Linked DNA regions of Homo sapiens: regions 1 and 3 are each linked to region 2. A link is a contact called in ENCODE Hi-C or POLR2A ChIA-PET data. All regions are on one chromosome and are shown on one strand. The core of a region is the stretch at or near the end of the contact, and the rest is flanking DNA. Distances in the headings are between cores, read along the strand shown.

The links. Hi-C counts contacts between places; a loop is a spot of excess contacts on that map. ChIA-PET counts read pairs that join two places held with the same protein, here RNA polymerase II (POLR2A). Pooled maps may share reads with other maps.
Region 1: a pooled map shows a loop between it and region 2 (6-fold over the local background). The contact joins the promoter of ZNF774 here to the promoter of RCCD1-AS1 in region 2. A Hi-C loop is called at or near these places in 5 of 50 pooled maps.
Region 3: a pooled map shows a loop between it and region 2 (3-fold over the local background). The contact joins the enhancer-like site here to the promoter of RCCD1-AS1 in region 2. A Hi-C loop is called at or near these places in 3 of 50 pooled maps. POLR2A ChIA-PET finds 5 or more read pairs at or near these places in 4 of 52 experiments (activated B cell, activated CD4-positive, alpha-beta T cell, activated T-cell and 1 more).

Annotation. Positions count from the first base shown.
Region 1 is chr15:90,350,915-90,353,614 of GRCh38, reverse strand. It overlaps ZNF774 (zinc finger protein 774), which reads right to left and starts at 1,331. Exons shown (of 4, transcript NM_001004309.3): 1 at 1,204-1,331.
Region 2 is chr15:90,953,220-90,955,919 of GRCh38, reverse strand. RCCD1-AS1 (RCCD1 and UNC45A antisense RNA 1) reads left to right here and starts at 1,427. Exons shown (of 2, transcript NR_170325.1): 1 at 1,427-1,585. It overlaps UNC45A (unc-45 myosin chaperone A), which reads right to left. Exons shown (of 20, transcript NM_018671.5): 19 at 2,610-2,700; 20 at 1,827-2,461. The coding sequence ends at 2,204. RCCD1 (RCC1 domain containing 1) reads right to left here and starts at 1,036. Exons shown (of 8, transcript NM_001017919.2): 1 at 972-1,036. RefSeq lists a silencer at 540-669 and enhancers at 890-999, 800-1,354, 2,179-2,679.
Region 3 is chr15:90,399,738-90,402,437 of GRCh38, reverse strand. All of the region lies in intron 2 of IQGAP1 (IQ motif containing GTPase activating protein 1), which reads right to left. Among named protein-coding and RNA genes, the nearest start is that of IQGAP1, 13 kb to the right of the region's middle. Within about 2 kb of position 1,382, at least 35 of the 41 ENCODE cell types and tissues checked have a DNase peak (open chromatin) inside an H3K27ac peak, as active enhancers do.

The DNA of each region.
Region 1 (2,700 bases), core at 82-2,581, 600 kb after region 2:
TCCCTTAAAAAAAAAAAAAATGCAGCCAGCATGACCACCCACTACAAAGAATATTGCATTTCAAGGGAGGAAGGACCAGACTGTGGTGAAGAAGTTTTACTCTTTCACATCTTTTGTCCCACTACAAATCACCTATTTACTACTGGAACACACACACACACACACACACACACACACACACACACACACTTTTGGGGGAAATATTTTTGTATTTACAGACATTATTATTGGTCATTTATAAAGTATTGAGTTTTTAAGGATCTAAAAACCATCTCTCTGGTTTAAAACTTTAACAAACAACAATAATGTAATTAGAAAGTAAAAATTGTAATAAGAGTTTTCAGTATTGGCCAGGTGCTGTGGCTCATGACTGTAATCCCAGCACTTTGGGAAGACGAGACGGGCGGATCACCTGGGGTCAGGAGTTCGAGATCAGCCTGGCCAACATGGTGAAACCCTGTCTCTACTAAGAATACAAAATTAGCCGGGTGTGGTGGCACACGCCTGTAATCCCAACTACTTGGGAGGCTGAGGCAGGAGAATCGCCTGAACCCGGGAGGTGGAGACTGCAGTGAAAGGAGATAGCGCCATTGCATTCCAGCCTGGGCAACAAGAGCGAAATTCCGTCTAAAAAAAAAAAAGAGTTTTGAGTATAATTTTTATTTCTACATTCATTACAAAACACAGCTGCAGGGCCCACTTGCTGGAGACAGCGCCACTGAGGAGGGGAGACGTCTTAGCCACGGTTATAGAAACCCTGTTTCCCAGCCCGTCCCTTTCCCCATGCACAGGTGACCTCAAAGGCCCCACAGCGCTGAGGGGCTGTGACTAAGTGCCACTGTGAGAAGCTCCAGTGCGTTCACCGGGTTTATTAATAGGAACATGACTGCACGCGTGGGGCCGAACCCCGTTCTTCTTCTCGGTGCTCGCGCCCTAACCGGGGTGCGGCGGTCAGAGGGTCACAGATCAGCTGAAACCCTGGGACCACCATCGAGAAGCAAGAAAACTGATTAAGAGAATGACTTATCCCGCCGACGGTATAGAGACCACAGCTACCTCTCCCACAGCCCAGCAAGACCCGGGGGCTCCCAAAGGCCAGCGCGGGAACCCCGCTGAGAAAACGTCTGGGTGGCGGGCAAGCCCCCTCCACGCCCCTCAGCAGCGCGCCGCTGCCGCCGCGGTCTCCCTCCTTGAATCACTCACCGCCCCAGGGCCCAGCCGGGGATGGAGCAGGAAGTGAGTCCTCCACCGCCGAGCCGCACCCGGCCCGCAACCCCGAGGCTGTGCCTCCCAGAACCCGACCGGGATTCGTGACAGGGCTGTGGGGACACAGGTGGGACTCCGGCTTCGACAGCCAGCGGCCGGAAAGTACCGCCCCCATCCTCTTGCTATTGGCTTTTCAGTTTCCATGGCTAGAATTTTTCTCTGTCCATAGGCTGATAGAGCTGTCAATTATCGCCTAGCCTTCTGGGAAACGTAGTCCCGAGCAAGACCTCAAAGGACTCGGAGCCGTGGATGTCCAGTTCCAAGCGTTGGAAAGTGCTAAACCCAATTCCCCAGCTACCGGTCCCCCGGAACCGCCTGTTTGGAGCCGAGGGATCTAAATGCTGTATCCTCACTGTGGCATCTGCAGATGTGAATCTCCTGGCCTCACCCACCTACCGCGGAGCAGCCTGGTGCCCACCATGAGGTCTCCCGCGCTCTGGCACTTCGCCCCTCCCCAGCGCAGAGCAGCTCAGCCCTCGGGCCTTTGCGGCCTCTCTTCTGCCCAGTCTTCCACCTCATCCCCGGCGGCCGGAGCCTGCAGGGTGTTTGCGGAGGCCAGGTCCCAGACCAACTCAAACTGGACATTGGAAAGGCCCAGCAGAAGCCCTTAGTAGAAAACAGACATTCCGCATCCTTCCCTTGGCATCAAACTCCCAGGCACATCCCCTTTCCGTCTGGTTGATAGCCAGAGGAGGCGGGCGAGGGCATCAAGTATTCTGGGAAATGTGATATCGGGCTTCAAACTGGGGAGGCTCCTGGGTCTCATGTGAGAGCCAGTGATCACTTTGGGTCGGCCCCTAGCTAAAAAACAACAAAGTCTTTCCTTAAAGTGAAGAAAATGTGCCTGTCTACTCCGTTTGTTGATTCAGTGCAATTTAGAAAAATAAAAGAACATTTTGTGATGTATTATAAAACGCTTAGAATTACCAGCCATAGAGTTTTTTTTTTTTTTTTTTTTTAGACGGAGTCTCGCTCTGTCGCCCAGGCTAGAGTGCAGTGGCACGATCTCGGCTCACTGCGAGTTCTGCCTCCCAGGTTCACACCATTCTCCTGCCTTAGCCTCCCGAGTAGCTGGGACTACAGGCGCCCGCCACCACACCCGGCTAATTTTTTGTATTTTTAGTAGAGACGGGGTTTCACCATGTTAGCCAGGATGATCTCCATCTCCTGACCTCGTGATCCGCCCGCCTCGGCTTCCTAAAGTGCTGGGATTACAGGCGTGAGCCACCGTGCCCGGCCCGAGTTAATGTTGAAGATCCCTTTGATGCTAATTCCACCATTCCTTCAACAAAAATAAGGTGCATTTTCCAGTGGATATTTATTGGGAACATTCTGTTCTCAAGATCGTTCTGGGGGCAGGGCGTGGTGGCTCACGCCTGTAATCCCAGCACTTTGGGAGGCCGAGGCGGGAGGATCACGAGGTCAGGAGATCGA
Region 2 (2,700 bases), core at 178-2,677:
TTTGAGAAACTTATACAGACAGAATTTCAACTGTACCTTATCTAGCCATTTATTCGTCCAGCGAGCATTTACTGAGCGCTCCTCCTCTGCCAGTGAGGACAGCTGTCTGCTCCCAAGGAGCTAACCGTTAAATGGGGAGACAAACAGTCTGGTGGTTACAACAGCAACGCCAACTTCAAGCAGATTCGGCTGGAGCGGGTTTGTTTTTTTTTTTTTTTAATATAATAGAGACAGGGGTCTCGCTATGCTGCCCAGGCTGGTCTCAAATTCCTGGGCTCGAGTGATCCGCCCGCCTCGGCCTCCCAAAGCGTTGGGATTACAGGCGTGAGCCGCTGCACCCGGGCTGAAGCAGAATTGCATGGGCATTTTCAGGCCTCTTAAGTCAGATCCTGGGTCTCTCCTGAGACCCCAGTTCCTGGGCTCCTAACCCCTTCCGTGTCCTCTCCCAACCCAAGGGGGCCTCTGACCTTGATCTTGACCCTATGCCCTCTACCCTCTCGGGCAGGTCCTTCTGGTGGGCAGCCTTGGAGGAAACGCCGAGGCGCAGAGCGGCCGCCTCCGGAAAGGCCTCCCGCCCAGCGGGCGCCGACAGCCACGGGGAGAAAAGGTTTGAAGGGCGCGCGGCGCGAGGCGGCCAATCACCAGCAAGGGCGGTGACGTCGCCGCCCGGGGCGCGGCGGCCGCAGCCCTGTTCAACTCCCCTTGAGGGCCTCTCCGGTCCCGAGGCCTACGCCGGGGCCCTGCGGCCCGGTCTGTGAAATGGGCTGAAACCTCCGAGGGGCGTTGGACCAAGGCCCTGGAGGAAACCGGGGGCGTTGGACCAAGGCAGAGGTTGGGCCAGGTGGTCCCGCCCCTGCAGGAACCCGTGGGGCTGGAGCTCGGATTAGAACCACAGAGAGGACATTCATTAAGACTTGAGCTAAAGGTTTGGCGAGGAGTGACGCCCAAGACGGGCGGACCCCGCCACCCACCTCAGTCCCGGGACCGCGGCAGCTCAAAACCCGACACGCGCCGGACTCATGCCCCAACAGGAAGCAGCTTTTACCTTCCACGGATTGGCTCAGGACCCGTCACGTGCCTCTGTCGAGCCAACGAGCCTCACGCTGGGCTTAGCCCTCCTCGAACGTGCTGGGGTGGTGGGCGGGGCCCAAGCCGCCCTTCAACCAGGCTCAGCTGGCCACCAACCCCAACCCCCGCCCCAGCGCCCTCAGCGGAGGCCACAGAGGACTCCCAATATAAAGACAAACGTACTGAAGGCCCAGCATATGGGAGTCTCTACCCTAAACGACTTATTTCTTGGGATAGTTTAATATTTTTTGAGATAGGGTCTCGCTGTGTCGCCCAGGCGACACTTTGGGAGGCTGCGCTCTGGGCTCACTGCAACCTTCGCCTACCGAGTAGCTGGGATTACAGGTGCATGCCGCCACACTCTGCTCTTTTTTTTTTTTTTTTTTTTTTTTTGGTATTTTTATAGAGAAAGAGTTTTGCTTGTTGCCCAGGCTGGTCTCGAACCCCTGACTTCAAGTGATCCACCTGCCTCAGCCTCCCAAAGCGCTGGGATTACAAGCTTGAGGCACCGCACCTGGTGAGTTTCTTATTGATTAGCTTCCTAGGCTTACCCTTTGTCCCTCCAGTAGGATTAAGAAGCAACTCAGTGGGCCCTGGTTGGGGAATCCATTGGATTCCTTCCATGGAGGTGGGTCTGCCACTGTGAAGCTCCGTTGCACACTCACCCACGCCCAGCTCACACCCATACTCACCCACACTCACCCACTCAGAGACTCCCACTCACAGCAGCCCTCCCTGCCCAAGGACAGGGCACACAGTGGAGTTCTACACACTTTTATTGGAGGGGCAGGCCTGATAGCAGGCTCACAGCTGGTGAGGCTGCTGATGTGTGCGCCCTTCCAGATGCCCCAGGATCCACAGGCTGTGTTGGGATGCACCTTCCCCATTCCCAGCTGACTACAGTAGTACAGAAAAAGGGCCCCTCTGAGTGAGGCTGCAGGCAGTGCTGGCCAAGCAGGGCTGTGTGACTGAACGTGGCCGCTGACTCAGAACAGAGGACATCCTAGGGCAGCAAGCGAGGATGGGCAAGAGTATTGGGCATGCCAGCCACCACCAGCCAAAGCTGCTTCCGTCCTTACTCTCCGTGCCACAATAGGTAGCGTGTGCATGAGCCTTGGGCCCAGGGACAACCCCCTCACTCTCCATCTTGGTTGGGTTGGATAAGCCCATATTCCACTGCTTTGTCCAGGCAGGCTGCAGCAGCCCTTGTGACAGGGCTGTGGTCACCCTTAGCTAGCACTGACAAGATCTCCATCATCTCACTCTCCATCAGGGTGCTGGCAATCTCCCTCGAGGCCTCCACCATGTTCAGCACCACCACAGCACCCCGGTGCTGCAGCTCCTGGTTGGAGCTCAGAAGCAGGGCCTGCAGGATCTCCAGCCAGTGTGTGGTCTGTGAGAAAAACAGGGTAGATATGACCCCTGGGCAACAGGCTCAACCTTGGCAAGGGACACACCCACACACCCTAGGACTGCCCCCTTCAGCTGCTGCTGGGAGTTCCTGGTCCGTCCCTCCTCCCCCACTGAGAAGAGGCACTGACCACTTGGGGAATGCGGCTGCAGAGCGTGGGCCGCATGGAGGTAAGCATGGCCAAGCCCCCGGCAGCTGCCCGCTGTAGCAGCTCATCATCC
Region 3 (2,700 bases), core at 133-2,632, 550 kb after region 2:
TATTCTGAGTAAAGAAGAAATAGAGCTTTTAGACAGGCCTCTCCTCCTCCCACAACCCCAAAAATACAGTTCTTGCCAAATGATCCAAAGCAATTTCCAATCCAATTTGCCACTCCTGTCTGTATGAGGTAACTCTTTAACAAACAAGAAAGTGGTAGGAAGGAACACCTTTCTAAGCTGAATTCAAAGCAGATACCAGGTTATGAAGAAGGGAAGCAATTAGGAAGGGTCCAACAAGCTAGTTAGACACAAAAATACATAAGACAACTGGAGACTTTCCCTCAGGTGGCAGGTGGAAGAGACTCCAAAATAAGTGGCAGGAAATTGATGGAGTTCCCTCACTGACTTGAAAACTACACAAGTTACTTAATGTCTCTGGGCACCAGTTAAAGAGGTTAGACTTAAATGTTGCCACTTCAGCATCTGCAGAAGTTAAGAGCACCAGCTTTGGTGTCACAAACCTGGGCTTGAATTCCAATATATGACCTTGGGAAAAGTGTTATCAACTCTATTTTTTTCCCTCTTTAAAATAAAAATAATGCCTATCTCACAATAATGTAATATGTAAATTTCATCATCATTCTGCTTAATTAACAGTAGTTACTACTGTTGTCATTATTTTTAGAACCAGAAGTATAGCAGCAGCAGACTAACATGGCAGTTAAGAGAAAGGACTTCAGAGTTCTTGCCAAACCTGAAATCTGGATCAACCACTTATTAGATGAATGAGTTAACCTCTCTGAGCTTTGCTTTCTTATCTGTTAAATGTAGATAATAAGCACCTCACAGGGCTTCAAGAATAGCTAATTAGATAAAGCATATAAAGTGCTTAGCACAGTGCCTTGCATGTAGAAAGTATGCAATAAACGGTACTAATCATGACAATGAGGAAGAGGGGGAGAGGCAAGGGGAATACACTGACTTTGGGACAGACAGAAAATATTTTAGATTATGACTGCCTTGCAAATTGCAGGTTTTTGGTTTTTTGTTTTGGGGGATTATTTTGGCTTTCCTTTAGCTGCCTTAAAGTACTGAGGTTTCTAGAATAAAATGCCTTATTGAAATAACTAATTCTTCCCAACATACAACTATTTTTTTAAAAAATTTTAACCCAACATTCAAACTTCAGCAAGTAAACTCTTACTCTTCAAAATAAACCATTAACCAGATCTTTCTTAAACATTAATATGTTTAAGATTTTTTTAATTCACGCACTGTCAAACCACAGAGATCAATCAGATTGCTAGGAGACTTCAGGAGAAAAATTAAGGAGCAGAGCCCTGATTTGATCCGGTAGGCCACAGGCCCTCCAGGTTCCACTGGCACTTCACTCGGCTAACTCAACGATATGGTCTCTAGGCAACCAAGTCCTGAGTTAAGCAAACAACCACAGTAATATGAATCACTTCCGGATGTTCTCACTTTGCCTACCAGCGCTTTCTTACACAAATACTTCTTGTCAAGGGGTTTATTTAGCACCAGCTAGAAACAACCAAGAGTCCATCAGATACCACAAGGCTTAAAAATGTCCAAAACAGGTTCCACTACCAACTGGTATCCCCAGATGTGACACTGTGAAGCAGAAGGAATTGTACAGCAATCAGAGGCAGGTCACCACACTAAGCCGGAAAATGAAATTCCTAGAACATGCCAACTTGGGTCCTCAAATGTATTTTTACTATTTTGTCATTAGGGACATTAAAATATATAAAAACAGTTGCTCTGACCTGTAAGACCAGAAGAAATACATGCCAAATGAGGTCAAACTAACGGGCCACACTTAGCCCAGCCAGATTTTTTCCCCAACCTTGACTGGTGGACAATCCATACACTCAGCTGCCCGATTAACACTGGTTTTTCATGGCCACATCTATTTCAACACCTACGGATTATAAAGGGAAGTGGTAAACTATGTAACCCAACTATCTTGGCTACCTGCTCCTTTTTTTCACCTTGAAAGGATCTTTTGTGCCACACTCTTCTTCATGAACTAAAAAGAGATCATTTAAGCTATTAACAAGAATGGAGACGGAAAAGGAATTAATTAAAAATATAAACTACAATAGGACAAAGCAACTACCATTAACAGAACCAAGGAAAAAATATCAAGACTGTAGAAAATCAAGTCAGTGCAACAAAAGATGTATGTGAGACACATACCTAGAACGCTTATTTAACGTAAACAAAATGAAGAAGAGCCATAAAATAGACTACACAGATCTAACTAATCACCACAGGCATAATGGACAATTTCCTAAAGCTAAAATAAACAAACAAGAGACATTATAAACCAAGAAGAGTCTCCACATTGCAGGCAAAATTGCTAAGCCAATAGCAACCCTAACATGTTAACTGGGGAAATGTTTATACCTCAAGGAACAACAATTCTACAAATTTCAAGTCACGAAAAAAGGAAAAAAAAATCAAGTTACTTGTCATAGAGTTAAAATTAAGCTAGCTTCAGATGTTGTTTCTCAATGATAAGAAGTATAACAAAGTCATATATATTTTTCTCAAAAAAATGAAATATGGTTCACCATAATTTAAAAGTCCAGAACTAGAAATATATATATACATAATATTTGACAAAACAGACATGAATTGCTAATAGGTAATAAACAGCTGGTTTTTAAAGGATATTAGAGGCCTGTAATTCCATCACTTTGGGAGGCTGAGGCAGGAGGATCACCTAAGGCCAGA